Regions from separate parts of the Mus musculus genome. Here all the other regions are linked to region 3. A link is a loop called in an ENCODE intact Hi-C map of the cell type or tissue named here. Cell type or tissue: left cerebral cortex. All regions are shown on one strand. Region 1 holds the start of Shld2 (shieldin complex subunit 2). Region 2 holds the start of Bmpr1a (bone morphogenetic protein receptor, type 1A). Region 3 holds the start of Wapl (WAPL cohesin release factor). Region 4 holds the start of Gm52113 (a long non-coding RNA gene).

Region 1 (8,000 bases), 360 kb after region 3:
TCTCACAGGTTAAATAAAAGCTCAACAATCTCACAAGATCAACCTTTTTCAGAAATTAGTTACAAGGACTGGGTCTGACTCGGATATAAACTGGTGGTTTCTACAGTCCCTCCTCTGGTTCAGTAATATGCTATCATGCCTTATAGAACTTAAATACCTTACATATAACTAAGGATTCAACTAGGGAAGTTTCTTTCCCCAAGGAGGGGCATACCATCCCCCAGGCACAAAGATGAGCTTACCATGCAGCTAGCTTTCTGAACCTCTCATTATCATTTCATCTTTTGTCTTTTTGAGGACCCAGGATCACTGTGTAGTCCTGGCTGGCCTGAAAATCTCTAAAGACTAGCAGAACATTAAACTAAGAGTTCTTTCTCCTTCTGTTCTTAACATCTGCAACATTAGTGGATAAAATCTGATTTTCTCAGAATTTAAATGATTACAGTGGTAAATTCAATTTCTTCTGGTCTTAAGCCAAAAATCTCACCTGTTCAGTTCTTTCATGGGCCTATTAATCATTACCCACTTTTCTGAAGTTATGTGCACTGGTGCTTAGTTTCCGATTATGACTTGCAGATTCTACACGGTGTGCTGAGACACCCATAACTACTAGTTAAGTGTCAATGCTTACAGAATGGGAGAAGGGAAATATGTAGTATACACTGTGGCAGGTTTCAGAGCTCTTCATTTGTTTGCACATAAGGACTGGGGACACATGGCTTTTACGAAATGACATGTCTGTATAAAGACAAACAATTCTGCATTTAACTAAAATGTATTACAAACACTACTTCACAGCTGAGTGCTAAAGGATCTATGAATTATATGGCTTATAAAACAAGTTAACTTTTGTATTGCATTTCGTAGCAGCAAAACACAGTTACACAAGATACTCATCTAATGATTTGAGGAAGTTCTAACACAGGAGAAAGAACCACTAACGGGAAAACTTTAACTAAATATGAGATGAAGACACTGAGGGGCAAGATAGAAAACAAAGAAAGTGGCTCCTATAGTCAGTTGATCGCTAAACCCTTTTTTTTTTTTTTTTTTGGTTTTCGAGACAGGGTTTCTCTGTGTAGCCCTGGCTGTCCTCAAACTCAGAAATCCGCCTGCCTCTGCCTCCCGAGTGCTGGGACTAAAGGCATGCGCCACCACGCCCAGCTCCCTTCTGAACCTTTTTAACTTTTCACCGTATGTGTCTGAATGCTTTGCCTGTATGAATATACATCCGTGCACGATGCCTGAGGAGGGCAGAGCAGGCACAGCTCCACTGGCCCTGGAGTTCTGGATGGCTCTGCATCACCACTGGGTGCTAGGAATCAAATCCACAAGAGCAGCCTATGCCCTAACCACAGTGCTCTCTCCAGCCCCTCCCTACACTGAATTCTAAGAACTTTACACTAAAACTGGTAGCAGAACAATCTGTTGAGAAAGTTGTTCTCTTCAGAACAGATGCTTCAGGAGAGACACATACAAATGGAGAGGTGAGGGAAGGCACCCACCACAAACACAGATTTACCCTAGCAAACAACTGGATGACAGATGATGTACCCAGAATATCATGTCCACCGGGAACAATCTCTGCTGTGTTTGAAAACATGTCAGAACCTTTGAACAAATCTTGTCAAATCAATTGTTTATTACAGTATCCATCTTTGCTACAAAAATAGATTTTTTGTTTTTTGTTTTTTTTTGAGACAGGATCTTATCTATGTAGTCCAGGCTGGCACTGAATTTCAGATTTTCCTGTGTTACAGAAAATCAGGTACGCATATGGCCATACCGGGCTACTGACAGAATCCAGGCTTTGAGTTCCAGCTCTTATCTAAGTCTCTGGTCCTCTGTAAATCCTTACCAGAGGCAAATCTAGTAGCCTCAGTTAAATATGACTTAGGAAAAAAAAAATCACAAAACCAAGTTTTATTAAATATTTACTTGAAATAAAGTACTCACCAGCACTTCCAGGTGGTCTTTACTTTAAACTATCTCTTTTCACTATAGATTAGACTATTGTATTGATTCAGTACAGGATTTATTCCTGTTTTTTGAGATAGGGTCTAACTGAGTGGCTCAGCTCTCAGAGCTAGGATTGCAGCAAGTCACCAGACCTGGTTCAGCCTCGAGGGCTTTATTTTAGGAAACTCAGGTGTAAGGTCGCTGTGGAGGAAAGGTTAGATAGAGAGGGCTCAAGGCTGGGAAAGGGATGTCAAGGAACAGATGAGGTCTCTCGTAATAAACACTGGGAGAGCCGATGAGGCAGGAGGATCAAGAACAAAATTCCCAAAACACTATGAGAAGACAATTCACTTAGGCATGGGACAGGGGGCGAAGAGGCAGTGTGATGTTAAATAAATGTAATGGTTTACTTTGTAGAACGTTACTTTATCTTGCTGTATCATCATGCAATGCTGTTACTGTTAACTAACTACAAACGGGTTTCTCTATTTCTGCTCTGTTCACTCCACTTTGAGCAAGTGCTTTGGTTACTGTGATCTGGTAAGGCTGATGATATTTGTTGCTAGGCTCAATATTTTGCTATTAAAACTTCTGTGACAAGAGCACTTAAAATAATAAAACTACGGCAAACTCAAATTGCTTTAATGACTAACAAGACAGAAAAAACCCACCAAATCACAGGATGCACACCCTCTGTAAAGACAAGGACAGTTTAGCATTTGCAATACAATGCCTCTGGCTCGACAGACATCCTTGTTTGTTCTGGAGGGGGGTAGAATTTGAGTTCCCGGCTTGTGGGGGAAGGAGGGAGGGAGGGAGGGAGGGAGGGAGGGAGGGAGGGAGGGAGGGAAGGAAGAAAGAGGAAGGTGAGGTGTAGGAGAATGACTACCCCTTTTATATAATTTTGAGCTGCATGGGAAATCAGAGGTCAAAGTGGTTCCAATGGCTTCTAGCAGAGGGAACTACAGGGCTAAGGGACAATTAGGCTCCAAAGGGAGATCCTAGACTTGGGTAGACTCAATGCGAATTTGGTAAATCATTAAACCTTTTGCCACAACCTTTGTTCCACCACTGGGAACACCATCACAGCCCCAGTTTTTCCAGTGCAGAAACATTTCTATAGTTTTTAGTCAGCTGGTAGTAAAAAGACTACTGGACAGAACCGAGGCAGACAAAGGTCTAGTCCTGCAATTCTCAACCTGTGGGTCCCCCGTAACCCCTGAAGGGGTTGCATATCAAATATCCTGCCTATTAGATATTTACATAACTACTCCTAACAGTAGCAAAATTACAGTTATGAAGTTGCAATGAAATGAATCACTGTTCTAGTCTAACCTCTGCTCACTTGCCAATTCAACCTCCATCAAGACTCCTACTCAATACATTAAGTTTAAGCAACAGAAAAAAGGTGGTTTTTCTTTTAATAGTCTTTTTTTTTTTTAAAGCACCTTTAACGCTGTATGATTGTGTACTGTAGTGGAGAGAAAATGAAAAACGTATTTTTCTTCCCTAAAAAAAGGCTGTAAGCCAATCTACACACATCCCAAAAGTTTAAACCACAGGATACCCTGGTAACTACCAAATCTAACTGATTCAACTCCCTAAGGACTCTACCTTTTGCCTAGGCTCAATTCTGGTACTAGCCAGGACAAGAACACACCCCCAGGGCTATTTCATTCTATTGGCTGGCAGGCAGTTCTGTAGTCTACACCCTTTAGATTTAATGTCAGGTCGCCCTGTTTGTCAGAGACCTTACTCTGCTCGATATTTTACATTTTCCAAGGGGAGAAAAGAGGCACAACACAAAAAGCCATCAGTGTAAAATTATAATAATTTAGAAGATTAGTAAGCTGCGCTGGTTAATCAAACTTTCAAGATTCCAACTCCAAAAAGAAGATAATTTTTCTCTGTTCTTGTATCGTCGGCTGCTGGCGTTAAGGGTTCACGGTCTATGACATGACAGGCACCGAGGCTAAAGAAAAGCTGTACAGTGTCCTCAGTGAAGTCAGCATCAACACAAGCAGAGGCTTGGGGTGAAGACTTGCCCAGTAAAAAGGCTGGCATATTACGTGGTAGTTTTAGGGCGGAAAAAAAAAATCAGTATCCTCTAAGGCTGCCACACCCGAGGCGGGGGAGCCCGAAGCGGGGCACGGCCTGCAGAACTGGGCTGGGCCGAGTAGCGGCCCGGGCTACGGGAGTCTGGAGGGGAGGGAGGACAGAAAGGGGCCGGAGGGCGCTCACCTCCCTTGCAGGGCGTGCGGTGCTGGCTGTGCTGGGCCCGGTAGCCTTCGATGACCTCCCAGGAGCCGTCGTCGCGCCGGATGGGGAAGGAGAGGCTCAACACATGGTTGCAGGGCTTGATGATCCTCAGGATGCCGCGCACCCGGTTCCGCTTCTGCTCCTCGCTCTCCCGGGTCTTCAGGTCTTCCACCAGCTTGTCCTCTACGATGCTGGCGCCGCGGTCGAAGAAGCCCTCCACCATCTTGAAGAAGTTGGGGTCGTCTTCGCGGTCGGCGGCCGCTTCGCTGTAGTGGCGCCGGGCGACCGGCGTGAGCCCGGGTTGCGGGGCGGCGGAGGGCTGTCCGCGGGCCCAGCCCAGCAGCGCGGCTGAGTCTGCAGCCGCAGAGCCCAGGGCAGCGGGCCCGGCGCGGGACAGCAGCAGCGCTTCGCCCAGACGGCGGTACATGGCGGCGGCGGCGGGCTGAGGCGAGTGCGGCGGGAGCTGTAAAGACCGGAGCTCGCAGGCCTGGACCGCGGGGAGGAAGGGCTGGGCGCGAGCTGCCCTTTTAAGCCGCGGCTTCCTGCTTGTCTGGCTGTCCCCTCCCCTGCGCCGCTTGTCGCCCCACCGGGAGGACGGACTTCGGCGGCCGCGCGCCGCCCAGGGCGCTGGGCCTCGCCTCCGCCGCGGCCTTGCCCGGCCTCCAGGCGGCGGCGCGTGCGGCTGCGGCGGCGGGGGGCGCGCCTTTGCAGATGGGCTTGGTGCGCATGCTCGCGGGCGGGGGCGGGGCTAGCGTGGACGCGCGCGGGCTGCGGCCCGGAGGCCTGGGCTCCTGAGAGCGGTCGGACGCGGCCGCGGCCCGGAAGGTCGGTCCCGTGTGCACGCGCGGCGGCCTGGGAGGTGGAAGCGGACTGCAGGGAGGCCTCGCTGGCTGGCCAGCAGCCCCGGCCGCATGAGTCACCAGGCCCCTCCTTTCCGCCTTGGGCCGGAACGGTGTGCGGATCCGCTGCGCGGCCGGCCGGAGAGTGACGCCGCGCCGAAGCCGAAGAGGCGCGGGGCAAATCCCGACTCATCCCGAATCCGACTGTTGAGGAACCGGGAAAGCAAGAAGCCTCAGGACAGGAGGGAGGCCCTGACCCCACAGGCCTTTACTTTGCACAAGGTTTTAATTTGTTGTAGGCAACTTCAGCGATTTTGAGGTAAAACAGTTATGCAAAGCATTGTTGACTCTTTCGCGTGCCACTTTATTTTACCTTTTTTTTTTTTTGAAAAGTCAGGGCCCCTGTAGCCCAGGCTTGCCCAGAACTCATGGGAACTTGCCTGCTTCTGCTCCCCCAGCCCACTCCCCTGAGTGCTAGGATTACAGGCTTGAGTCAGCACACCCGCACATAGTTGTAACTCCACCATTGACTGAGTGTGTGCCCCTCTTTTGGAATCACGTCCTAAAGTAAACTAGAAATATAATGTCTCAGTATATATATTTAATTTCTGCGACTCACTTTATGGATCAGGCTGGCCTTGTCTGAGTGCCTGAGTGCTTAGATTAAAGGAATGTGACATCCTGTGTGTGTGTGTGTGTGTATATACACACACACATATATATACACACATATATATACATATATATATACATACACATATTATTTAAATGGTCTAGGATCTGATTACTAAGTTATAATTTTCACAATGGTAGCCAGGCTTGAGTGCTACACTCTGGGAACCCCAGAACCTGAGAGGTGGGGGCAGGAGGATAGAGTTTGATTCCAGCCTGGGCAACATGAGATACTCATTTTTCTCAAACAAAGCTACAAGAAAATCCAGTTGAACACACACACACACACACACTAACATCCTTTAAGTCAAGCTACCTATCACGTGCCACATTACTAGTAAAATCACCCCAGAGTGCCTTGGCGATTTTGTAAACCCTTGGACTTTGTGACACTATTCATCTCTTACATGACTTTATTCATCTACTAAGCATGAAAGAGAAATTCTTAGTTCTTAAAATGTTTTGTACACGTGAAGTGACAACCTAGACCAGTTAAGTTGCATTCATTTATCTCAGCGAACTCTAAAGCAATATTGAGCTTTCCTTCCCAGTGACTTATATCTTATCTTATTTGCTGAGTGATAACCGTTAACTGTATTTATTATGTATTAATATTAATTACATCAATATAAACAGTGGTTGATATAATAAAATATAGTTATATTTGTAATAAACAATAAATGATAACCATTAATTATATTTGTATTGTGTTTTTTTAGCAAAAAAGATTCTCCGGCCTGCAGCATGATTTTGGCTTGATGTGAAAAGATTAAGGTACCAAATTTCCTTTTCACTTGATAATATTATCACTCTATGATTTTATATTACACAAAACAAAACATTCTACCTAGAACCTAAAGTTTCAAAAGAATAAGACTCCCAAATCCTGAGGTTTAAGCATTAGCCTGACTAGTGTCTGTGAGCACATGGAAGCATATCTTTTGATATATTGTTGTTTTGAAACAAGAGTCTCACATTATAGCCAGGCGTGTCTGTAGCTCACTGTGTAGCTCAGTGGGATTGCCTGTTAAACTACCATATCAATTTTCTTTACTGATAGTCATAGCCTTAAAAAATGTTTAATAGCTGGGCGTGGTGGCTCACACCTTTCATCCCAGCACTTGGGAGGCAGAGGCAGGCGGATTTCTGAGTTCGAGGCCAGCCTGGTCTACAAAGTGAGTTCCAGGACAGCCAGGGCTACACAGAGAAACCCTGTCTCGAAAAAACAAACAAACAAACAAAAAACAAGAAATAAGTTTAATATTACTTTTTCTATGCTTTAGTTACCTAAATTGAAGACATTTTTCGAAGGGAGAAGAAATATAAAGAAATATAACTGTAGAAGTTATTTTATTTAAAAAAAATTCATATCTCTTGTGTGTTAGTATGTTAAAAATAGATAAGGTCTATGGTGCTGTCTGTAATCTCAGCACAGGAGGAATCAGGCTGAAGCAGGAGGATTGCCATGAATTTAGGCCACAACATTCATGTCACATAATGAACTCAATAGCCAGAAGGACACTGTCTTAAGGGGAGGAAGGGAGGAAGCAAACAAACTTAGAACTCTGAGAACCTGAGAATATAGTTTTTTATTAAAACATTTTAGTAATGTTTTAACATTACATGCAAGTTACACAAAATATAACATTACATGCAAGTTACACAAAATCTAACAATCTAATGTTTTAACATTACATGCAAGTTACACAAAATCTAACAATCTAATGTTTTAACATTACATGCAAGTTACACAAAATCTAACAATCTAATGTTTTAACATTACGTGCAAGTTACACAAAATCTTGGTAGGTTTTAAAAATTAGAGTGAGCAGGCATGTTAGCACATGCCCATGCTCTTTGGCAGAGTCAGGGTGATCTCTGATTTGGATTGGAGCCTGGGTTATATAGTGAGGAACCCTCCCCCCAACTCTCTCACATCCCCCAAGAGAAAGAGTGAACTTCTCCAGGCCCGCCTCTTTAACCCCTGTTTAGAACACAGATGGAGTTTTCCTTTCTTCCAGAAGGAGGTACTGTGACTCCTTACTTACAAGGACAGCCTGAGGCTTGGGGGCACATTGTTGGATGTTCCCCTATCTAATAAGTGGGCGAAGAGTCAAACTTCATATTTGACTCCAAAATTGTTATCTTTTCTTATCCAAAAAGCATATATTTGCTCTACTTAATTTTACATCTGACTGCTGTGTAAAGTAGACAAATAATATCCAAATTACAATTTAATTATGCATAGTAATTTCCATTTCAAAAGGAGAC
Region 2 (8,000 bases), 170 kb after region 3:
AAACCCTAAAGGGTGGAGGGGTTCTGTTCATAAACTAAATAAATTCGGATAATAAAAAGCAACATAAAGAAAACGAGCGCCTGGAGTATTAATATAGAATAGGTGATTAGAAAGTGTTCTGAAGCCTGGTTGACAGCAAAGGCCTTCAGTTCCAGCACTTGGGAGGCAGAGGCCAGCTTGGTCTACAGAGCAAGTTCCTAGACAGCCAGGGCTACACAGAGAAACCCAGTTTCAAAAAAATAAAACAAAGGTAGCCGGCGCATTGTGGCGCACGCCTTTAATCCCAGCACTCGGGAGGCAGAGGCAGGCGGATTTCTGAGTTCGAGGCCAGCCTGGTCTACAAAGTGAGTTCCAGGACAGCCAGAGCTACACAGAGAAACCTTGTCTCAAAAAACCAAAAAAAAAAAAAAAAAAAAAGTGTTGTGGAGGAGCTGGGAGCTATCAGTATCAGGTAGGAATGCTTCCTGGTTTGCTTAGGCAACAAATGCCAGTTTTAGAACCTGGGATAAAACTGACTGCCCAGAGGAAAAGGCTCATTTCTAGTCCCTTCTATTAACCTACTTAAAGGAATTCTACGGCATTACAGAATGTTAAATTGGACCTTGAAGTGTTGCCTTTGACTTTGGGGGCCAGACCATACGTGTCCAGATGTCTCCTTGGGCTTCTGGCTCTGTTCATTTAGTGGGCAGGCAAACCGGAGAAACAGGCTGGCATGCTGATACATGCCAGGAACCCAAAAGCAAACCATGTCCTGGCCCAGTTCACTTGGCTGTGGACTGTGATGTGCTAAGGAGTTAAGTCTGGGTACTAGGTGAGTTGATTTAAGGAGAACGTGAGAAAGCCAAGCTACAGTCCCAAACACTTGAAAAGGATCTTTTTTTTGTGGAGAAGAAAGCTATGACTTAATAAAGCTCCGTGCCCACTTTGCTCTTATTTCAGTAGCATGTAACTCAAATCAGGCAACACCAGTGTGTGTATTCCAGTCTTGGTACACTAAAGCTCCAACCTGAGATTCTTGTCTATTTCACAGACTGATTCTAGCCCGCAAATCAAATTAGGATGCAGAAGTCACACCATTTGGTTCACTTGCCATGGTCTTCTCTGTCATAACACATGGATAGGCATAAGGCCTTTGGCCAACGAGTTCAAATCTCTTAGAACAAAAGGTCTGCTCTTTCTTTTCAAATTCAAGAGGGGTGGTATATAGAAATATCCGGAAAGAAAAGTCACCATTTTTAGTGGATGCAAGAAACCTCTCTGATATCACACTATTCCTTCAGTGCAGTGAGAATATTGCAATGACTCAAGACCCAGACAGCTCAGAAAAAAGACGAGAGAATGTGACTCAAATGTAACAAAAGACAATGGAGGCACTGATGGCCCTAAAGGCAAAAGCTGACGGAGGAGAAAGGGGGCACGAAGGACAGTTAGTTAAAACTAGAATATAAGGGACTGTACATATTTTCAGCTGAATATGAGGGAATACCGTGGGATCTAAGTTTTGTTTTGCTTTTTCCCTCCAGGCCAGAATGTGTGTAAATACACAAGTATGAAGTGCCTGGCACAGTTTCTTCCTTCACTCTTTCTTCTGTCTATTTTAAACAATTTCCCAAGAGATTTATAGTTTTCTCAGAAAAGTGAATTAACAGAACGAATACGAAATATTTGTTGAAATACTTAAACGGAAGAGGTTATATATTTAACGACTGGTTTAAAAAGGGATTATCTTTTCCTTCTTCATCCACAGGCCACTGAATACTTTTAAGGGCATTTTGCATGGCGAATGAGAGGGGAAAGGGAGAAAAGAGGTAGTGACAGTTCTTTGCATTTTTCTAAAAGGATGGAAAGAGCCTCGGGAGGGTATCCGAGGTCACTCGGCTGAGCCAAAGGTGGATTGAGAGTCGTATTTATAGTCCGCTGACTTCAGTTCAGCCGGCTCTCGCCGCTCCTTATCTTACGCCCGAGGAATTCGCAGGCCCGCGGATCACAAGCCACCCCAGCGGCGGGGCCCCCGGGCCGAAACCAGGCTTTCGCTACGTGATCCGGAGAACGCGTGCACCTCCACGTTCCTCCCGGCGGGCCAGAACCAGAGAGCACCGGGGGACGGGGAAGGGAGGGGGTGAGTAATGAATGCAGTGTGCCTTACATCTTTCTTTGCAACCACAACTACGAGACGGGCAACCGATCCCGCACCGGGAGCCTCGGTGCCCTCGGAGCCACCGGGCCGCTTCTCCCGTGGAGCCCGAGCTCCGGCTCTAGAAGGAGTGTGCCCGCATCGTCCACTTCACGCAGCTTTGCCCCAGTGGGCCCCTCCGTCACGCGTGCGGTGGCGGCGGCGGCGTGCGCTGAGGGGCGACCCCCTCCCCTCGGCAAACCTGGCGCCCCCGTGCCGGCGGCCGGGCCTCCTTCCCGGCAGAGGGGCGCCGAACTCCACGGGCCCTTCGGGCGCTTCCGCCGAGCTCTCGGCTCGGTTCGTGTCCGGGGCGGGGCCGGCGCCCCGGCGCGGGTGCGCGCAGAGCTGGCGGGCCCTTCCCAGTGCGCGCGCGCCGGCGCCTCTTGCTCGCCCGAGCCGCCCCTCCCCCCTCCCCCGCTGCCCCTCCCCCGCCCCGCGAACGAGCGAGCGTCCTCCGCGGCTGAGGCGGCAGAGATTGGAATCTGCTTGCCCGCCGCGCGGAGGAGGAGGAGGAGGAGGGCGGAGGGAGGAGGGAAGGGCGGGGAGGGAGGCTCGAGCTCCCGCGCGTCGGCCCCGCGCGAGACGACGACTGTACGGCCGCGCGAGGGGCGACCGGGCCCGGGCCGCTGCACGCCGAGGGCGGAGGCCGAGCCGGGCCCCGCCGCCCCGCGGCTGTCCGTGCCCGCCCGCGCCGAGCGCCGGAGGATGAGTTTCTCGGGATCCCGGTGAGTTGGCGGGTGGCGACGGAGTGCGGGTGCGCCGCGGGAGGCCGGCGAAGTTTGGGGGCGACGGTGGCGGCGCAGGGGAGGCCGCGACGCGCCTCCGCGGGGCCTGCGGGAGAGACCCCCCGGCCCCGCGGCCCGGCCCGCCCGCGCTTGCCCTTTTGTTCGCCTTCGCACCACTCCGGGGACGCTTCTGGAAGCCTTAAATGGGAACGGTGCTCTGCTCCCGCTCCGGAGCTGCGCGGCGGCTGCTGCGGGGACTGGGTCTCGGGACCCTGCTAGAGAACGAGAACGAAGCGTGTTCAGTGCGGGGACGGAGGCCGGGCGAAGTGCTCGGCCCGCCCGCCAACTTGGCTGCGGGAAGGCGCCGGGTTTCCCCCTCCGTCCCTGCGAGTTGGTTCACCTGTTGTTCTGCGCGGCCTCCGCTGCCATGTCTGTTGTGATTCTGCACTTCGATTTCGTAAAACTTTGTGCTGGGTTGCGTTACATCCCCCCAACCCCCGTTTCAGACTCCTAGCGGAAAGATCTGGCAAAGAAAAGGAAAATTAAAAATTAAAAAAAAAAAACCAAAACCAAAAATCCCAAACCTCCAACGCGGCAGGGAAGAAAAATAATAACGCCGTGTGTTAGTCGTGCCTGGCGTTTTTGTGACTTGTAAGTCGTGGTGTGGATCTTTTTCATTTGGTTAAAGAGCTGCAGGCTTTCTCTTTTAAACAGCTTACAAACCGTTCTGACTACATGATACGAACTTAGCACCGGTGTCACGCCATTTACTTCTTAAGATAACCCTGGTTATTGTATTCTTTGTTGCTTTAGAAGAGGAAACCGAGACGCAGAGGTTTAAATAACTTAGATAAGTGAGCCGGGATTGAACCCAGGGACGTCGTATTCAAGAGTATGGCCTTCTTACTAAAGCAAAATTGTGCAAAGACCTAGGAGCGTTGTCTAGTTATTCACGAACTCCTGTGTTGCTTCAGTTGTAAACCGACTTGTGTTTGCTCGTGAGGGGAAATTAAACTTCGAGATAAAATAAAAGGTAATTTAATGCTTATCATTGTTCTCGAACTAAAAGATGTTGAACAAAACTATCTTAGTTTTTGTTTTTTTGTTTTTTTTTTAGTGTCAGAACTAAACTATGAACACTTCTTGGGAACCCAGAGTTTATGGAAAACAGATTTAAAATTGGAATGGGTTTTTAATTAAACCTGTACTCTGTTTTATATCCTCGCCGCCGCCCCCCCCCCCCCAAATCTAGGGGGAGACCTTTTTAACTTTCTTTCCTTCTCCCTACCCTTTTAAGAGTGAAGAGTTCACTGGTTGATCTTTGGTTTGGATTTCTTCTCCATTCTATTTTCCTTCTAGAGGACCTCCTCCCACTTACTAGTTAACATTTTGATTCATTTCCTTTTCTTACCGATTGGGGCATGAATTATCCTCTCTGTTGTCTTGTTGTTTTTGTTGTTGTTGTTCCTGTTGTGTTGATACAGAGTTTCAATACATAGCTCAGGCTGGCCTTCAAGTGGCTGTAGACCAGGCTGGTATTGGATTTTTAAAAGTACACATGTACTTAGGATCTTATAGTTTACAAAAACTTTTCTATAATTTTGCTCTTCTCTCAGGCTGTTATATTTTCTTTTCAAATCATATTAACATTTTGAAGTTTTTTCTTACAAAAGTAATAAATAGTCACTAAAGAGAAATTGCAAAATAGAGCAAAATTGAAGTAAGATTAGAGTGCAGTCATCCATAACCCGTCCTGTGGAGGCTGCCAGGAGTGGACTTATTTTTCCTGCTCCGACTCTGGTGACCATCCATCGACTTAACTCCTTGTTGACAGGATTTCACATTCACAAAGGAGCTGTAGCTTAGTCCCATCTAAACACTGGACTTCTCACCCTTAAAACAGAACCTTGCCATGTTTTCATCAGTGTTTCATTGGAGGGATATGTGCTGTATTCTGACACACTAAGGGTGGGGGGCAACCACACATATTGTCCCTGGACCCGTGGAGCTTAAAGTCTAGTGGGGGAGACATGTGGAAGGATGAGTTCTATATAATTAAGTGTAATTGTGATGATAATTAAAGTGTAGGGTATTATACAGGCTTACAGTGGAGACCTGACCTGGTGCTGGTGCTGCTTAGAGAATCTAGGAAGACTTCTCTGAACATGTTACTTTGCATTCTGACATTTGTTAGGGAGAAGAATGAAGTGGGTGAAAAGGGGGCGTCAGTGCCATGGCGACCTTATTCCCCTTTGCCTTCTTTCTACCTCTGTTCTTCCTCCTTTCTCTTAACGATTTCCAGGTCTCACTTTTCCCATCACTTAAAAAAAAAAATGTTTCTTAGTCCCATGAATTGTTACATTCATTTCTGTGTGTATGCTTGCAGGAGTGAGCCTTTCCTTCTACCATGTGGGTCCTGGGTTCAAGTTCCGGTCCTCAGGCTTGGTTGGTGGCAGGCACCTTGACCTGCTGAGCTGTGTGGCTGGCCCGCCCATGAATTACTGTTCAGATTTTTCTGTCTGATTATTTCTCAAATCCTGATTCGTCTCTGAACTTGAGTCTTTCTGGTGCTTTATGTAAAACACTGTGCCTGGCAATGGAGCTTAGATGAGCTCTTCCCTAGCCCTGGCTGGCTTACGGTGCTCTGTCCCTGCTAATGGAGCAAGCCTAACTCTTTCCCCAGGCCTTCCCATCCAGTCTGTAGGCAACAGCTATACATGCTGCTTTCTTTCCTGATACCCTGACTTTCTTTGTATTCCTGCCAACTCTGATACAAGTCTTAGTTTGTGTTAGTACAGGGAATTATAATTGTCACAGAATCATAGAGTAGCTTTCCTTCTTGCTCTCTTTTCAGGAGCAGTTTGAACTGGGATTGTTGTCCTTGAATGGCTGGCATATACATACATACATAGATACATACATACATATATACATACACATATATGTGTGTATACATATATGTGTGTGTGTGTATCTGTGTATGTATGTATGTATATGTGTGTGTGTGTGTGTGTGTGTGTGGAGGAAGGGGGTTTGTGGAAAAAAATAGTGTATATATTTTTTTTCTTGATTGATTGTGTGCCTTTGTGGGCACATGTGTGGAGGTTACAGGAGATTTCATAGGAATCAGTTCTCTCTACCACGTGGGGTCTGGGTATTGAACGCCACTGGGCAGGCTTGGTGGCTCGCACCTTTATCCCCGGGCCACCTCACTAGCCCCAAGTAGTGTTTTGTTTTTGTTTTTTGTTTCTTGTTTTTGTTTTTTATCTTAGGAGTTTAAAACAGCCCTTAAACAACCACATAGAGGTTTCTGGGCCCGGGCTGCAGTCAGTGGTAGAGTGCACACTTGTATAGATATGAAGCCCTTGGGTTCAGTCTTCAATACCAAAGATCATAGGGAGAAAAAAAAAAGGAGGCTCTTTTGGGAAATTTTTCTGTATGGATCTGGAATTCATAGAGATTTGGGCTGGAGGAAGACAATCTGGAGTGATTATCATATAGATTGTGTATTTTGACAGCAAGATTGATTGGGTAGTTCTCAAAAGTGACTTTCTTGCAGTTTGACAAGCCCAATGTACATTAAGGGAAGAAAAGCCCTATCCCCACCATATTAAAAAGAAACCTAGAAATGAGTGTGACTGAATCTAGTGGTGTAATTGGATTCTGTCATTTTGGTGGGTTTTTTTGTTTGCTTGTTTGTTTTGTTTTTTTGTCAGTACATTTTCTGGCAGAAGAGGGTCACTGGTAACTAACTATGAGCTTACCTGGGCCTGCCTACTTTCAGGAGAAAGGAAACCTTTTCTAGTTGCATAAATCTGTTTCCTACAGAGATGATTATGCGTGGAGTGTCTGGGCCTTCCTTATCCACTTCCTTACCCACTTCTCTCTCAAGATCTTTTCAGCACCACCTGTAGTGGTCCTTCTAGAACCACGTGGGTTGGGCCAATGGTAGTTTTCCTAAAGATAGCTCTGGAGAGAGAAGGCAAAATCCATTTGGTTCTTAGCCTTCTAAGGGTAATTCTTTTAGAATCTGAAGAAATACAAAATAATTTTGGAGCAATCTCATGGTTATACTATGGACTTCTTCCCAGGTTCTACTGATATATTTAGCAAAGATCACAAGCAATAGCAGCTTAAGGCCTGAGTAAAGAGGTTGACAGCAAGCAGTTGTCTAACTGTAGTTAGTTAAGATCTACATAGGGGACGTTGCAGGGATCTTACATTAGTAGATAACAAGGAAACCTGGCTTGTCTACCACACATCTGTTCTAGAATGTGATTTGTAGAGTAAGGATGTTTGTGATGTGTTCAGCAGTTTAAAACATTTTTTTTACAATTATGAGAGCAATATATCTAGTATGGATAATTTGAGAACTATAAAAAATTATCCAAAAAGCAGTAAGACTTTGAGTTTCCCATTTGGTGAAAATGTCTGGCACTGTTTGTTTCTATTGCAGTGTAGCGCTGCAGTCTTGGATATCACAAGAACCTGTTGGAATCTGTTGGTTTCTTGTCTCAAAAGTCAAAGAGAACATGTGAACTCTCAGGTCATTTTCCCATTGCAGAGAAAGAAAGGAAAGGAAGAGGGCTCATCTTGATGTAAACCTGAGTTCTAGGAAGGGATCCACATGCCGGAGGGACAGAACCTACCCCTACGAGTTGTCCTTTTACCCCCATGAGTGTAGTGCACTGCTGCTCAATGTAGTAAAAACAAAACAAGACAAAACAAAAAAACAAAAAAAAAGGAAGGAAGAAAACTTCCATGACTTCAGTGCAGAGCAGTTAGTTGCTGATATTGCTGATTATGCTTTGGGTCCTGATGTGGCATTGCTGGGTTTCTGACTTTTGCCAGAAAAGCCGCTCATTTAGCCTTGGCAGTGTTTCCAAGTAAGAAAGAGCTTATGACCAGTGATGTTCTCTTGGTGAAGAAAAAGTACTTACAGATTACTGAAATCGTTTTACTCATCATTTGTCCTTGTTAAATGTTTTTCTTTGGCTTATTAGCTTACAGTACAAAATCTAAATCATCCAAGACTGCCTTTCTCTGGCTCAGTCTGCATTTCCTTAGGCATTTACTTCCTACTATTTTGTTGTTAGCCTAAG
Region 3 (8,000 bases):
GGACTCATTTTGCAGACCAGGCTGGCCTCCAACTCTTTAAAGTTTTAAGCTCTTTTACAAGGGGACTGTAGAAATAATATAGCAGTTAAGAGCACTGGCTTCTCTTCCAAAGGACCCAGGTTCAGTTCCCAGTACACACATGGTGTCTAACTCTAGTAGATCCACCTGCCTCTGCCCCCTAAGAGCTGGAATTAAAAGCAAGCACTACAATGCCCATCAAGCACTTGGCTCTTTTAGGGTGCTAATGAGATGGCTCAGTTGGGGTGCTTGCAACGCAAGCCTAGCAACCTGCATTTATCTCTAGAACCCACAAAAACATGGAAAGAAACAACTATACAAAGTTGCCCTTTTTTTCCAAACACTCCATGCACACAAGTAATAAATTAGAATTTCATTATCACAAAAGTAGCTTTAAAAAGGCCTTCTTGGCTTATAGGAACATCAAAACTTACCTGAAGTTAGCAACTTAGTGCAACTACTTTTGTTTGCGTTGTCTTCTGGAATTCTACTTATGCTCTTCTCTTTCCCAATTAAAGTATCCTCCACAAGTAAGCATCTGTCGGAAGCAAAACTGTCTTCACCCACCACATGACTACATTTGCTATTAGCTTCAAATACAGAAGTGACTTCTTCCAGCTGAGCAGCCTCACTAGATTCTGAGTAAGATGAACCCTTACCCTGGGCTAAATTTTTTGAAGAAACAGGTAGAGACTCATCATCACTATCAAAACCAAAGGGATCTCCAGTATCTTCTTCTTCTACTTTAGGTTTCTTCGGAATTTCTTGAATATCTGGTTTGAAATTGGGCCTCTTCTGCCCTAATTTAGCCATAAATGTGGTCTCACCCCATTTTGTACTAAGAGTAGTCCGTTTGTTGGAAAAAACTTCATCAAATTTTGAACTGCCATTTCCTCCTTTCCTACTGTAAGTTTTTCCAAATCTGGATGTCATTTTGACACCTGTTTCATATTCCCTGTGAAAAGAAATTTAAGAAAATATAATCAGCAAATTTTTAACAAGTTTTAAGCACTCTATAAAAATAAGACCCTAGGACTTCCTTATATAGTTTTCAACATTCAGCACACAAACTTTGAAACTAGTCTGAATAAGTGAGCTGAAGAGGTTCGTTTTCCATCCTTTACTTCCATACATCAGGTTTGGTGGTGTTTTGGCTTGTTTTTACAATAAGGACATATTCATATGAAACTTACAATGTTTAAAAAAAAAAAGCTTACTACTAACCAACTCACAATGCAATACCTACAAATCTAACTTAAAACATGCAAATTCCATATCTTCATACACAACTTAATCAGAATAGTGTAAACACCCAAAAACAAAATCTTTAGTCACAATATATTAAGTTTTCCAGGATCTAAACAATGTCAGTTGGCCAAACTTAGTTCTTTGACATTTTTACAGCTCCTCATAAAGGGTTAGAAAAACTTATTTTCTCATAGAGTACAATCTGTAGCTTCTACCCAAGCTTAAAGATTCTGATTCTTAGACTAAAGTGATTTTAACTGACTTTAAAAAGCTCCTTCAATGGTCATCTCCCTAAACTCAAGAAACCATTCTTCTACTTCCTGTATCTCATTGCTGAGTAACATCTTTCTGAAGTTGGAGAACTCCATTTTACAAAGGTACATGATTTATTATTATAAAATAGAAATATATAGCCTTGATTTTCCTCTTCAATTTACAAACTCATTTACCTGATTTACCCAAAAATATACTGAAAAAATTTTACAAGAAAAGTCAAAAAAAAAAATCAAACACTTTAAAAAATATAAGGTATAGTGCTTTTATAGCACAATCAATCATTATCCATTTCTTAACACTTTGGCCTTCTGCAGTTTAAATATCAATTTATCAATTCTAGGGGGAAGGTAAGCAATTACTTAAGGGCTTGGAAAATCTTCATTACTTGGAAACTTACAATAAGAATAATATTTAACTTATATTTTCAAATATTTTTGAGCTACACTTTTAGTATTTCTATTAAGTTCTTATAACTTAACGAATCACTATCCAATTTAGTTCAGCAAATATTCAGAAGACAACTCACCACCACCCTAATGTTTGAAAGGAAAACAACTCTGATCAGATAAAATAATAATTTAGTCATCGTACACATCTGTGCTAAAAGAAATTTTAGCTTTCCTCAGAGAGTTTCCATTTTGTAGTTCTGAACACTAACAAGCTTCATTGTCTTTCTTGTTAAGTATAGCCTATTAAACAAAACCAAGTGTAATTGGGCAGCTGCCAAAGGCAAGAAAAGTCATTTCTTTAAGCTGACTACAGACACGCAGACCTACACACATATATACATTCCAACAAAGTTGGAATGTTTTGGGCACACATACATGGCAATCATCTAAAAATGCTGACTAAAGCCAAAAAAAAAAAAAAATCTAGACTTGATCTTCTTTATGACATCTGAAAAACTCACCGTAAAAAACAGTAAAGCATTCACTGTGCAAGATTAAGATCTGCAAATGAATATATGATACTGAGCTAAGTAATAAGACAACTGTATTTTTAAAAGATCACGTCTCAGAAATATTCGCTGATGTATTAACATCATTAAATATTGATGAAATATCAGTGATTTTTTTAATATTAAGGAATGGGGAGCGTACTGATTAGAAAATATGGTTGAGTTATTATGTACAGAATCCAGGAGATATGAGTACAAGAGTTACGTGATTGCTTTTACTGTTTTCCATAACGTCCATTTTAAAAAGTCAGCAGACTACTGCGATGGCATTATCTAAGCTTAACATATGTACAAATTCAGCATATATATTTGGCATGACGTTTTACGCACATTTCAGACACACTATCTTGTTCTGGCTTCAAATTTCACCAACAGTCCTAACTAAAAAGGAAAAGAAGGTTCACAACTGATTGTTTTCGATTTGGGAGGCCTTCGCTTCATCCCAAAGCCCAGCTGACTTTTGATGGAAGTGCACTGCGATTTAAATTAGGGAAAGGGTATACAAAACAACCAACCAACCTCCTTACACTGAAGCTGTAAAGAAACCTAGCCACTTCCAGGAAAGACACCCAAGGTAATGCATTAGGGGGGCTTCAATAAAGAGAGGAGAGTGGAATGGGCAAACAGAAACCCTCACCTGAGGCTGCGAGTGCGCCCGGAGGCTGGAGCCGAGACACCCCTCGGGCTGGACACTCACGCAACTTTTCTCCTCCCAACCCCCACAGCCTAGGAAAGGGATGTCGCTTCGGACGCCCCGGAAGCTTCTGCTACCGAGTCCCCGAAGCAAGGCCTCTCGGTGACGGCTAGAGGCGGAGGAGACGACGGGGAAAAAGAATTCGGGACTCAAATCAACCGGACCGGGTTTGGAAAAGAGAAGTCAAATCAAGTAGCCGGAGAAGAACTCAAAAGGCAAAATTAAGAGGTGGGAAGGGAAAGAGTTTCTTGCGATCCTCCGGTGCCCAACTTCCTTAGAAGCCAGGTGAGCAACGAGCCTCGCGCCGCCCCTGCCGCCTCCACCCGCCCCAACTCACTCCGGGCCTAGGCAGCCGCCCGAGACCTCACTTACCCTCGGCGCCTGGCGGGTGCTTTGGCCTCGGGCCGCCTCCGCCTCTCCGGCTCCCAACGGCCCGCGGGCGGGCGCGGGAGCCCCGCGCGAGAGACCAGTGCCGACCGGTGCCACCGAGAGGGGCGAGGGGCTCTGCTGCCGTCACAGTCCGCGGCTCCGCTTCGGTAAATAGGAAGCTCGGGCGACAGGGGGGGTGGGGGGTGAGCGGCGGCCCCGCAACTTCCCTCCCCACCTCAGGCGCGCCGGCCGGACAGGGCCTAGGCCTCCCTGGCGGCCGCCGCCGGTGCCGAGCCCGCTACGTGCCCCCGCTGGGCCGCCGCCGCCTTCTGCGCCGCCGCCTCCGCCGGTGAATGGTCAGCGCTGGAGTTTGAACAGGGCCCTGAACCATCTCAACGCCATTTGCGCTCCCGGCCCCCCACCTCCTTCCTCCAACAGCCGCTCGCTCCGTCACTCCGCTTCCCACAGGCCCCGCGCGGCCGCCCGACTCCGCAGCCAATCGTACGGCCTCTTACTCAAACCGCCGCGCAGGCGCCGCGCCCCGCACGCGCCGGCTACCACCATTGGTCGGACCGCGTGGCCCGACGGGAGTTGTAGTTCTCTCTTCCGCAAGGTCCTGGTGTCTAAAGCCCGGTTCCGGAGCTGGCGAACGGTATAGGTTCTGGCTAAGGGCCTGCTGGACTTCACCGACTCCGGAGCCAGTCCCAGTTCCTAGCCACGCGACGAGACGCAGGTGCAGCGCGGGAAGGCTCGCGGCACAGTGCAGGCAGCTGTGTCAATCGTTTCCCCTCCAGGGACCCTCCGGTGTCTAGGGACAGAGACTTGTGCAGCTGCGCCGAGCCTGCTGGGCCACCGCCCGGACCTTGGAGGCGGGGAACTTGGGGCCGCCTTTGACCTGGTCTGACGGTGCGAGAGAGCCAACGCAGGTAAACGAGCAGCGAAACCTGGAGCAGTCGGGTGCTGGTCTCCTCGCAGCCGGGATCCGCTTCAGCCGGCCACTTCATCCTCTCTCTCCTTTCTTGTTCAGTCCCCACTACGGAGTTCTGTCCCCTACCTGTTAGCAATGACACCCCACACCCCCACCCCACCCCCGCTCCCCGAGTATTTTATGTTACTAAGGAATTATCGTCATCCTTATCGAACGTGCTTACGGTAATGTGGCTTTAAATTTAAAACACACACACACACACACACACACACTAAAGTGTTGATAGGTAAAATGATCCAATACGTTTATTTTGTTTTAGACTAAGCCTCTGGAAACTGGGAAAGAAGGGAATAAATTAACTGAGGATGTCCTTCGATGTTGGAGCTGTGGGATATGTACACATATGCTATCATACCAGTATTTATGTCTCAAATTGTTCATAATAAAGTTTTGGTTTGGGGGGGACGGATTGTTTGTTTTGGTTTGGGTTTTCAACTAACTAGTCCCGGACAAGAAGGTAGTGAATGATGGACGGAGTATTTTTAAGTTTTCTTCTGCAGAGACTTTTTTTCATGTCAGTGAATCACCTGGTTGAGAAACTTGGAGAGGTTTTATTTTAAACCTTCAATGAGAAAATAGCTTTCTAAAACAGTTTCCCTTAGGAGAAGTGAGTGGTCAGTCATTGGCCTTGCAGCTAATGGAGACTCATCTGAGAAATTAGAAAACTACTAATTGCTTTTAGTGAAAAGACAACCTCTTCTGCCAGATTTGCTTTTAAAGACTCCTCAAATTTCAAGCTCCCTCCACTGTAGTCAATGGATTTTTCCAACAAAGCTAAAAAGGAAAAATAAAAACTTCTGACTGAGAGGATAAGTTAATAGTAGAGTTTTTCTCCAGCATGCCCTTGGTTAGATGCCCTTGGCACTCCCTTCTGCCACCCTCTTAAAAATAAAAAACATGAGCACTTCCCAATAGGAATTTAAGGTGGATTTTCAACACTTGAATTGTTTTCCTTTTGATCCTAAGTTCATAACTTACATTCTTGCATTTGCAGTTTCCCCAGTATCAGCCTGACTGACTTCACAGCAGGCCATCGCCTCTTAACTTATGCTAAGGAACCAGTCTTGCACTATATATGGTATACATATATGACCTATTTGGGCCAATTTTGTCTTTTTAATCAGCAGCTTAGGATATTGTTTTATCATTTGTTTGAAGATGGCAGGCAGAGGTGCAGTCTGCACTTAGGTTAATTATTTAGATGACATGGTGGTGGGTGCTAATTAGAGGGTAATTATCATCAGAGGGAAAAGGTAAGATCAAAAAGCCAAAAGAGGTAGAGAGGGGTAGTTGCAAGATCTTCCTGGAGGAGGTTCCAAAACCAAGAGAAATATCCTCTGGCCTAGCCCTGCTAGTATTCTGCACTTAGTGGGTTTTGAAGCTGAGTGAAGCAAAAGTGGAAAGGTTAATTAAAGAAACAGTCTTTGGCACCCTTTATAGGGTCCTTATCTTAAGTGATAGAACTTAGTTGTGTCTAAATTCCTACTACTGAAAGAATGACCCGATGTCAGTATCTAAGCATAACCCTTGACCTTGCTGGGAAGGGATAATTCCCAGCCTCGCCCCAACCCCAGACATCTGCAGATTAGTGGGAGTCCCCCAGGCAATGGGTTCACACATCAGAGTTTGACAAGCACTGGTTTATATAGTAGATCCACAACATGTAATCCACCGAGGATGGGTGAGAAAGGGAAGAGCAATCCCAGTCCTTCTGAGTTTAAGGTAGGAGCTTTAAGCATCCCAAGCCAGTCTGGATTCAGATATGGAAGGGAAAACTGGGCTTGGCCTATAACTTGGTGATAGAGTACTTGCCTGTCATAAACAAGCACAAGAGTCAAGAACCTAATATGCATCAAGTATGCAGCTAGGGCTTTTAGGGGATTCATTTGTGCCCTAGACTGTCCTCCTCATTATGCAGGAAAGGGTATATAGGAAGGCTGGCACTGCAACTAACAAAGGAATAATCTCAACTTTATTGATAGGTATGGATATTCTTTTTTTTTTTCTTTTCTTTTTTTTTTTTTTTTTTTTTTTTTTTTGGTTTTTGGAGACAGGGTTTCTCTGTGTAGCCCTGGCTGCTGTCCTGGTACTCACTCTGTAGACCAGGCTGGCCTCGAACTCAGAAATCTGCCTACCTCTGCCTCCCAAGTGCTGAGATTACAGGTGTGCGCCACCACGCCCGGCTGCATGTATGGATACTCTTAAATGTAGCAGAAGTTATACATGAAACCAGGTATAGATACACGGACTGTAGCACCTGCAGTCAGGAAGCTGAAGAAGGAGGATCGTAGCCAGCCTCATGGTGAGGAAGTGGGAAAAGAAGTACATGATTTATGAAGTGAAATGGTGAGTTAGCCACGTGACTACCTAGCAGCGCTGTGCTGGAGCTCTCTACCTTCTGGGGCCTTGTATCATGACTGACAGATTATGCCAACTCTAGGGCTTATCTTGAGGAGAGTTCAGACTCTTGTGACCCAGAAGACTGTACCACAACCTTACCCTCTTGCCTCCTCAGTCCATGGAAAGCCAATGCTCCCCTGCCCTGATCCTGAGTGCCACACAAGAATGGGATAATGGACGCCATACAGGCCAGAAGCTTTTCATTGTGTTGCTTGAGTCCTGACATATTTCTCCATTTCTTTGGTTAGTTGGTCAGTGGGTTGGTTGGTTTTGAGACAGAACCACACAGGGCTCAATACAGCCTTGGACTCTTGCCCCTTCTGTCTCCACTCCCAAATTCTTTAATTATAGGTGTGTGCAGCCATACTCTGATAACGTTTGACTCAGAAACAGCTCTTTTCTCCTCTGCAGTCCTCACCCAGATGACATGTGGTGCTCACCTGATCAAAAAGACTAAGCATTTCCTTCATCTAATGCTCTTCTCCTAGCTCAGATATCTAGGGGTTTCCCCCCAAGGTCATAGTTAAGTAACAAACAAGAATCCTGGGTCTCAGCCCAGTTTGTATCCTTTGATGCTACAGGCTTCCCTTCTGTGTGCTGCCTAGGGAAGACGAGACCCCACCCCCACCCCCCAGAGTCTAGTTCAGTACACTGAAAAAAAGAAGTGACCACATGAGCACCATTTTTTTTCCTTTGCTCTGGGATGTGGGAAAAAATTATAAAGTGCACATTTGCATCTTGTAGAGCTCGAATTGCAGAGGACTCCAGGATGTGTGCTAGCCCCTGCCCTTACCTGTCGACACGTAGCTCCTCCTCTTTCCACTCTGCACACACACCCACTATTCACAGAAGCTCCTACTCCCACCCCCGCATGTGGCTTGTCTCATACCAGGCCTTTCCATTCATTTCCATTAGATGTCCAATGAATCTGAAAGGGGCTAGGGGGACTCACTCAAGGTCCAACAGATGCTAAGCAGTGCTCCTCCTCCAATGAGCTTGTGGCCCCGACCCTAAGTAGCCTATTTAAAACTACCATAGTCCCTCCAATC
Region 4 (8,000 bases), 57 kb after region 3:
GGATTAAAGGCATGTACTACCTTGCCTGGGCCCAAGCTTTTCATGGCCACTGTGCCTCAAGATCTCCATGTCAAGATCCAGGTCAGAAACTTGTGTCTTCCAGCCTCAAGATCTGGATCACAGGTGTGCCCTCCAATTCTTTTTGTTGTTGTTGTTGTTGGGGTTTTTTTGTTATTTTTCTACACAAAGACAGGGTTTCTCTGTGTAGCCCTGGCTGTCCTGGAACTCATCGTCTGTAGACCAGGCTGGCCTCAAACTCAGCAATCCACCTGCCTCTGCCTCCCAAGTGCTGGGATTAAAGGTGTGTGCCTCCACTGCCCAGCTGAACCCTCCTGAATTCTTGCCTGTAGTTCATTCCAGATATCGTCAAGCTGACAAGGAATAGCCATCACAGTCCTCCTACCTCTGCTTCTCGAATGGCGTGGGATTCCAGAGGTGAGCTAGGCTCTTCTCACCATGTTCTATGAGGCTCAAATCTTTAATTTCCTGAAGAAAACTCATCTAATACTTGGTATGTTATCTGCAATCAATGTGTGTGTGTATGTGTGTGTGTGTGTGTGTGTATGTAGGTGTGTGTGTTTGTGTGCCACTGCACATTTATGGAGGTCAGACATTTTTTTTTCCATTTTTTATTAGGTATTTAACTCATTTACATTTCCAATGCTATACCAAAAGTCCCCCATATCCACCCACCCCCACTCCCCTGCCCACCCACTCCCCCTTTTTGGCCCTGGTATTCCCCTGTACTGGGGCATATAAAGTTTGCAAGTCCAATGGGCCTCTCTTTCCAGTGATGGCCGACTAGGCCATCTTTTGATATATATGCGAGGTCAGACATTTTGAGACTCAGTTCTTTACCACTGCCTTATTTTTGAAGCAGCGTCTCTTATTTCTGTAGCTGCACTGTCTGTGACATAGCTGGTCAGGTCTCCTGTCCCTGCCTGTTCGAGTACTGGGATCACATGCAGGAGCCACATTATTCATTACTACTACTACTACTACTACTACTACTACTATTACCACTACTACTGTGATTCTGGGAATCAGACCCAGATCACCAGTTTGTATAACAAATGTTTTAATCCACCAATCCATTTCAGCAGCTTTTCAATCATGTTTTATATCCATCTTATTGGAAATAGCAGTTAAACTCATTTTTTTTGTCATTAAAAATATCAATTACTTTTCCTCCTGGGAGATCTTATAGCAGTGCTGTTCCCACCGGGAAAGAAAGTGACTTATTAGCATAAAAGTTAAAAGGAAAGCTTGTTTGAAGCTTAGAAACTGAGGCTTGGCTCAACTGTTCCACGGTAGACAGAGCTGCTGTAGGAGAACTTCCTGACTTGACTGCAGTCTCTCTCTCTCTCTCTCTCTCTCTCTCTCTCTCACACACACACACACACACACACACACACACACACACACACACACACACGCCAATCTCCTTGCTCCACATTCAGGTATCAGCGCAGAACGCAGAAGTACACCATCTGGTTTGAGCCAATAGCTCCGTATTAACTTGGAGGCTAATTACATATAACCTGCCTGCACAGGGCTGTACCCAAAGGCTTGTGTCAAGGGCGTGCCTTGATCTGATTGCGACATCCCTCTTTAATCCCTCCCCTTCATTGTTTCAAAGACAAGGTCTCCCTATCCAGTAGCCTTGGCTGCCCTGGAATTCTCTGTGCAGGCTGGGCCCCGTGGAAATCAGCTGCCTCTGCCTCCCAGGTGCAGAGACTGCAAGCACGTGCCACCAGGCTTGACTAAATAGACATTTTCTTCTTCAAAACTAATTGTTTAGAATCGAACAGAGCCCAAAGCCAGGCTAGAGGGGAAAGCGCTTTGTCTCCTGTAAATTCCACCTTCCCTCTCCCCTTGTCATCGTGTTTCCTGCGGTTTCACCTTGAAATAAGGAAACAAAAGCTTCCCTGTACCACGGCAATTGTGTGGCCATGGAATACACTAAATGAAGAGTGACCTGTGCTCCCTAACTGGGGTGAGCAAAGGTAACTTGGAGGCTGGACATAGGGAAACAGTAGTGTCCAACCCCACCCCTACCCCCTTCCACCTCACCCACCCACCCTCCGACAGCCCTCACCTACCATGCTAAGCTGCTTGGAGAAGCCAGTCTCAAACCTCAGCCTTGGAGGAAAATCGCTACAGGTTCAGCATAGATGTCTGAGACCCAGTCTTCAACAAACCAACAAAACCCAAAAGCTTAGCCAGTCCATCTCCACTTTGGGTTTTGATTTGCCAAAATGAATTTAGTTAAAACATTTGAATATGAACTGCAACCCCATTCGAGTTAAGTTCTAAAGAGAGTATGTAAAAAAACACGGATTTTACAAAATTATTGATTGATTGATTTAGAGATAGAATCCAGTTATATGGTTCCGACTGGCCCAGTACTGCTGTGCAGACCAGGGTGGCCTCAAACTTGCAACAGTCCTAAGTCAGGCGCCAGGATGTTAGCCATAGATAGATACATTAGATAGATGCATATGCCACTATGGAAACTAATCGACTTTGTCTTACCTGTAAGTATTTAGTAACGATGTATCTACTGGGTATTAACTGTCTCTACTGCAAACCTGAGCCCTCCCATTTTACAGACACTGTGGAGAATGACTGACTTCTGGCTTGCCATGGCTCCTTCCTTCCTGGCTGAAGTTAGCAGAGGAGAACCCCTCATCCCACACTATCCCCACCTCCTCCAGCCCACCAGGAAGGACCCTTTTCACAGACATAGTCATTGAGCCTTGAGAGCTCCTGAGACAAGGTCAAATACAAGCTGGAAACTTGGGACATGAGGTCTAACCCCAGAAAGGCACAGCAAAAGGATAGGGGTCCCCTTGTCTGCCTTTCCCGGTGGCAAGAGGGGCTAATTGGAACAACTAATGTTATTCAGAATGTTCTAGTTGTCCTAACACCAGGAGCTTAGGTTAAGTGCTGTAAAACCAGCAAACAGCACCTCACCGGGATGTGACAGAGCACCTACACAGAGTGGCCCACTTTATACACCTGGGCCAGCTGACAGACGCCACCAGCCCTCAGCTACCAGAGTCCCCACTCCTAGGAAATCTGAAAACTGAAAACCTTCCCAGAAGCACACCCCGGCTCCAAGTGCTCTGGGCAGGAGGTACCACCAGAGATGTCCTGTCCTAGAATGGGCTACTGCTGAATCAGCTGCTGGCCTCCTCCCCTGGGTCCTTCCGATGGAGCCTGTTATTCCTTGCTCTTCTGCCGAAGCAAGTAATTATGTCTATTATTGGAGCAAGTAATTTGTTATCTAAGCATTTGTTCCACTGTGGGCTCCTGGAGGGCAGGAACTATTTCTTTGTGTTTTTACAGTTTTTTTTTTTTGTTTCAAAATATTTACTTTATTTTTAAACTTTTTTGTTTTTAAAACGTTTCAATTGAAATAGAATTACATCACATCCCCCTCCCTTTCTCACCCAGCCGCCCTGCGCTAAATTGATAGCCTCTTTTTCTTTGATTATGTTTGTCACATACAGAAGCCGTCTGTAACTATAGCTTGGAAGCAGCTGGCACAGCACTAGAGAGAGGAGTGGAGCCCTCTACCTAACGAATCCCTTTAGCGCCCCCTGTCCTGAGATGCGGCAGTGCCACCCAGTGGCAGGCTGGGTGTACTGAGGCTACTTATGCAGTCCCTTTCCAAAAAGCAGGGTTCACCTGGAGAGCTGCCCCCCCATACACACCCTCCTCAGCCAAGGCCAACAAGAACACAAGTGGCAGAGAGATGTGTTCTGTGCCTTTGGACTTTGGAGGTATAATGAGCGGCCCTTGAAAGGGTCCCTAGCGTCTTCCCCCTGGCAAGGCCTCCATTTTCCTGTTTCTAGTCAGCCAAACTCAGTCTCTGGGATGGGGAATGTAACTCAAAGCCTTTGCCTAGTATTCACAAAATCCTGGGGCTGAGCCCTAGCACTGCATAAAACCAGGTGTGGTCATGCATGCCTGCAACTGAGGCGGTAGATACAACAGAGAAGAAAGGTCTCCTGGAAATGGAACATTTGAGATGTTGGGAAGACCTCTTCAGATAGCAGGCATGGAATCTACTTTTGAAGGAACTCAGGAGTCTCCACTCCTGTGGTAGACCCTTACTTGTGACTATGGAGGCAAACTCCAACTTGGACCAGGGAGGGACACTGAAAACACCTAGACAGAGCCCAACAGGAGTCAGCGGCACAGAAAAGCACAGTTATTATCTGTGAACAGGTTTTTTGAAGCCTTTTTACTAGAAGCTGGTAGACCCCTCTCCTTGAATCTGCAAGTTTGCTTCTGAAGTTGGGCTTGTGGACAGTAGGCACAGCCATTAGCACACTGTCCCTCCGAGAGACTGCTTCTCTTTGTGTTCTTATGTCCCTTTCTTACCTGTCACTTGATCCTCCCCATATTTCATTCTTATTTTATCCCGTGTGTGTGTGTGTGTGTGTGTGTGTGTGCCCGCCCTGCACGTGTGTCATGGTATGGGGGGGGGGGGTGTCAGAGTTCAACCAACATGTGGGTGGTGGGTAGGGAGGCTTCACCTCTGTGAAAACAGAGGTGCGGCCTTTCCCATCTCTGCAGCCTGGGTAGCCAGCCTATCCACACTTCACTTTTCAGAGCCGTGGTGGTCCTCTCTGGGTGGACTGAGGAGCCTCTGTAGGTAGGATGTTCCTGTGGGTGGAACTCTCCAGGATCCACCACTCAGACCCTGAAGCAGATGGGCCCCCTGCGTGTAAAGTTGGCACATGATGTTCCCAAGGGCAACCCAAGGCTGGGTGGGACCTGTGTGGCCAGGGAAGGGAGCCTCAGTACACCAGGTAAATACTTCCCTACGCCCCAAATCCTCAAAGGAATTCTTTGTTTCTGCACTCCTGTGTTGACTTAGCTGAGGAATGCAGGGTGTCGCAGAGAAATGCTCACTGGCTTGTTTTTTTGTGGCTTGCTCAATTTTCTTATATAATTGGCTGGACCCTCCCACCTCAATCATCAATCAAGGTGTTCATACATATTAAAAAAAAAAAAACTAAGGGACCTCCCAGGTAGTCTCAGAATAATTAACCACCCACAGAACAGCACTAGGCAGATCTCCCCTCCTGTCTTCTCAGAGTCTGTCTCTGCTTTGGTCCCTGAGTGATGACTAGCTTGTGAAGCCTAGTTCCATTCACGAGTCACAAAGCATTGCTTCTCCTGTTCCCTATTCCAGACTCAGTATCCTTCACTTTGTATAGAAGGCGGAGCTGATAGCAGAAGTCCTTGGAGAGGAGGGCTAGTGAGGTGACTCAGCAGGTGAAGATGCTGGCTGCCCTACCAAACTACTAGTCCGTGTGGGACTGTCCTCGGGGCGATGCGGAAGTGCCTGCACTGCCGGAGGTAAACAAGTTCCTGCCCCCACCGAAACAGGAGCAAACAGGAGGTTCACGTTCCCACCGCTTTGCAACACTGTTTCAGTACCTCCCCTCCCCCTCTTTCCCAGGCGCTAGCTGATGGAGGCCAACACCAAAGAATGACCATCATCTCCCCCACCAACGCTGGCGAACCTTTCTCTTTTCTCCTGGGTAATAATACTGTGTCCCAGGCTTGCTCAGCGGGTGGCCATAGGAGTCTGGGAGACCCGGTCCAGTGGACAGGGTTTTGGGGTTCCGCTTAGAGTTGCTTCAGTCTATAGAAAGCTGAGCCGGGCTCTGCCTCTTCTATCGCATGACCCCCACCCGGTGGTGGTGTCCCCAAGAGGAGATCACCCGGATTCCCCCCACCCCCTTCTACCTCTGCGCAGAGGGAACGCTGCTACTTTCGGAGTTGTACTCCTTGGTCCGGGATATTCCTAGACCCTGCGCCTGAGGGGCTGGGAGCGCAGCGCTTTGTTATTCAGCCGGAAAGATGCCCCAAGAATTAAAAGACTTTATAAAATGTAGGTTGACTACACCACCTGCACCTGCCTTCATTGTTGCTCTCTCACAGAATTTCAGAAATGCGCTAGGCCTCCTGGTGCATGCCTATAATCCGAAGGCAGGACTCCTGGGGTTTGAGGCCCTGTGACACGTAGAAAGACCTTGTTTCAAGAAATTTAGAAATACCAGCATATTAAAGACGCCTCCCCCCCCCCAAAAAAAAGACATATCCAAAACTATGGGTCTTTGGGCTTTTGTACGACTCCTATTAGGAGTTACGAACACGTGTGAAATTACCTCAGATAGGGGACCAAAAACAAACGAAACAACATTGCTCCTAAATCCAACTTGTTGAGCAAATAAGTAAATTACAGTCTGGGAACTGATACTCTCAGAAGAGGGGGGAAAATCACATCTATATTAAAGATTTTGCAATACCAATTAACTGATTAGAACTTTGTGATTTGGAGAGTTGGAATGTTGCAGAGCCAAATTTCTTGGACTACTTCAGTGCCCTTAGTAAACATTCATTATCCATCTTTGTCTAACATCTTTACATCTTTGAGGCAGTCATGTGAAGCCTTTTAAGAAGTGTTGACTTACTCGATCGCTAGTTTCTATCTACCTGAAGCTAACAGTGTCACTCACTGTTAAATTACTTCTGGTGTCTATATCTGAGGTTTTTCTACTGGGTCCCTGGTCACCTGCTTTCCCCATGGAGGCATCTAACAGTGTCTTGGTTTATGATTTCCTTTGGTCTATTACCATAAAATTTGCATGAAACTTGTATATCCTCCCTCTTCCAGACAAAAGTGTCTTAAGACCTGTTGCAGATGAATGGCAATCCCTGGACCCTTGCTAGTGCCCGCTAGACTCGCTGCCCCCCCCAACCCCTCCCCTTACACAAACTAGGTCAGAGTAGAACACTGTTCACAGCCACACAGAGTAGAACATTTGTCACAGAGGGCTTAACACATCCCAGGCACTGAAAGGCTTGAAAATAAGCAGACTGTAGAAGAGATAAACTCACGCATAGTCTTGACTGAGAAATAAACAACTGTAAGTGGCAGATGACATTAAAGCCTGCACCACTTTAGTGTTTGGCACATGTAGAAAAGAAGGGAGGAGCCTGCGCACTGGGTTCTAAGAACTGTTTTCTGCGCTCCTCAGCACGCTGGCATTGGTCTGAGACTGCACCAGACTTTGTAAAATGATCTGCCTCTTCACTCCTTATAGAAAGTGGGGTCTTATTCTTCACATCAAATATAGCACTTCTTTTTAAGTTTATGGAAGTACACTGTCACTGTCTTTAGACACATCAGAAGAGGGTATCGGATCCTATTACAGATGGTTGTGAGCCACTATGTGGTTGCTGGGAACTGAACTCAGGACCTCTAGAAGAGCAGTCAGTGCTCTTAACCGCTGAGCCATCTCTCCAGCCCACATGTAGACTTTCTACTTAGGGTTTTTTGTTATGGCACATTTGATTACTTTGTAGTCACAAAACACTTTTTTTCCTCTCTCTCTCTTTTTTTTTCCAGCATGCCCCTAAAAATATATAAAATTTGCAATTTTTATGTATAGTGCCTTATTTAATATGCATTTTAATGAGGTAACAGTGGCTGCTTGAAATTATTTATTTGTAAGTCAATTTATAATGGAATTTTAAAAAATACTAGGAGATTAGCTAAATAAAATATGCTGCTCTCACAGGGTAAGACATTTTATAGCCATCAGCAATAAATACTAAGACCTAAGAGAATAGACATAGAGAAATAATCATTGCACACTGAGAAGTGAAGCTGGTCAATGGCAGGATGGCGCTGCTTTCCTGGAAAAATATTAACTAGCCTCCCAGGACCATACACAACTGGTGGGTTTACTCGCTGATCTATACCTGTCTATACTTCTGAACTCTTATCAAATGAGTATTTGTTAGTTCAGTAACAAAAAGTGCATGACAAAATAAAATACCATAAATGAAAGCAAATGCCCTGCTTATGTGACAATAGAAATTCTATCAATGTAAATGATGCATTGTTTGGATTGAAGAAGTCTTTATGAATAGCTAGGAAGTGTTGGCCTCTTTTCTATGGGTATTTTCAC

The links. Hi-C counts contacts between places; a loop is a spot of excess contacts. Peaks named below come from ENCODE experiments on the same cell type or tissue, not always from the same donor. Only the 100,000 strongest peaks of a DNase experiment are listed, where the experiment ranks them.
Region 1: a loop joins it to region 3, with 5 times the contacts of the local background. A loop is called at or near these places in 4 of 42 quality-filtered maps.
Region 2: it touches region 3 in a loop (4-fold over the local background); 3 of 42 quality-filtered maps call a loop at or near these places.
Region 4: a loop joins it to region 3, with 2.1 times the contacts of the local background. A loop is called at or near these places in 15 of 42 quality-filtered maps.

The regions. Positions count from the first base shown.
Region 1 is chr14:34,307,543-34,315,542 of GRCm38, reverse strand. It overlaps Shld2 (shieldin complex subunit 2), which reads left to right and starts at 5,026. Exons shown (of 10, transcript NM_001360074.1): 1 at 5,026-5,376; 2 at 6,449-6,503. It overlaps Glud1 (glutamate dehydrogenase 1), which reads right to left and starts at 4,816. Exons shown (of 13, transcript NM_008133.4): 1 at 4,201-4,816. The coding sequence starts at 4,645. In left cerebral cortex, a CTCF peak has its summit at 4,842 (motif pointing right); DNase peaks (open chromatin) are centred at 3,105, 3,685, 4,072 and 4,894; H3K4me3 peaks cover 4,567 bases; H3K27ac peaks cover 3,205 bases.
Region 2 is chr14:34,497,293-34,505,292 of GRCm38, reverse strand. It overlaps Bmpr1a (bone morphogenetic protein receptor, type 1A), which reads left to right and starts at 2,747. Exons shown (of 13, transcript NM_009758.4): 1 at 2,747-2,898. In left cerebral cortex, a CTCF peak has its summit at 3,426; DNase peaks (open chromatin) are centred at 2,452, 2,916, 3,227, 3,722 and 2 more places; H3K4me3 peaks cover 3,315 bases; H3K27ac peaks cover 2,488 bases.
Region 3 is chr14:34,669,927-34,677,926 of GRCm38, reverse strand. It overlaps Wapl (WAPL cohesin release factor), which reads right to left and starts at 3,999. Exons shown (of 19, transcript NM_001004436.4): 1 at 3,567-3,999; 2 at 453-973. The coding sequence starts at 951. 5830448L01Rik (RIKEN cDNA 5830448L01 gene) reads left to right here and starts at 3,259. Exons shown (of 1, transcript NR_165636.1): 1 at 3,259-4,956. In left cerebral cortex, no CTCF peak of the experiment used is centred here; DNase peaks (open chromatin) are centred at 3,269, 3,526 and 4,095; H3K4me3 peaks cover 2,808 bases; H3K27ac peaks cover 1,370 bases.
Region 4 is chr14:34,612,628-34,620,627 of GRCm38, reverse strand. Gm52113 (a long non-coding RNA gene) reads left to right here and starts at 276. Exons shown (of 3, transcript XR_003951117.1): 1 at 276-511; 2 at 5,210-5,376; 3 at 5,480-6,017. In left cerebral cortex, a CTCF peak has its summit at 3,632 (motif pointing left); DNase peaks (open chromatin) are centred at 3,613 and 5,272.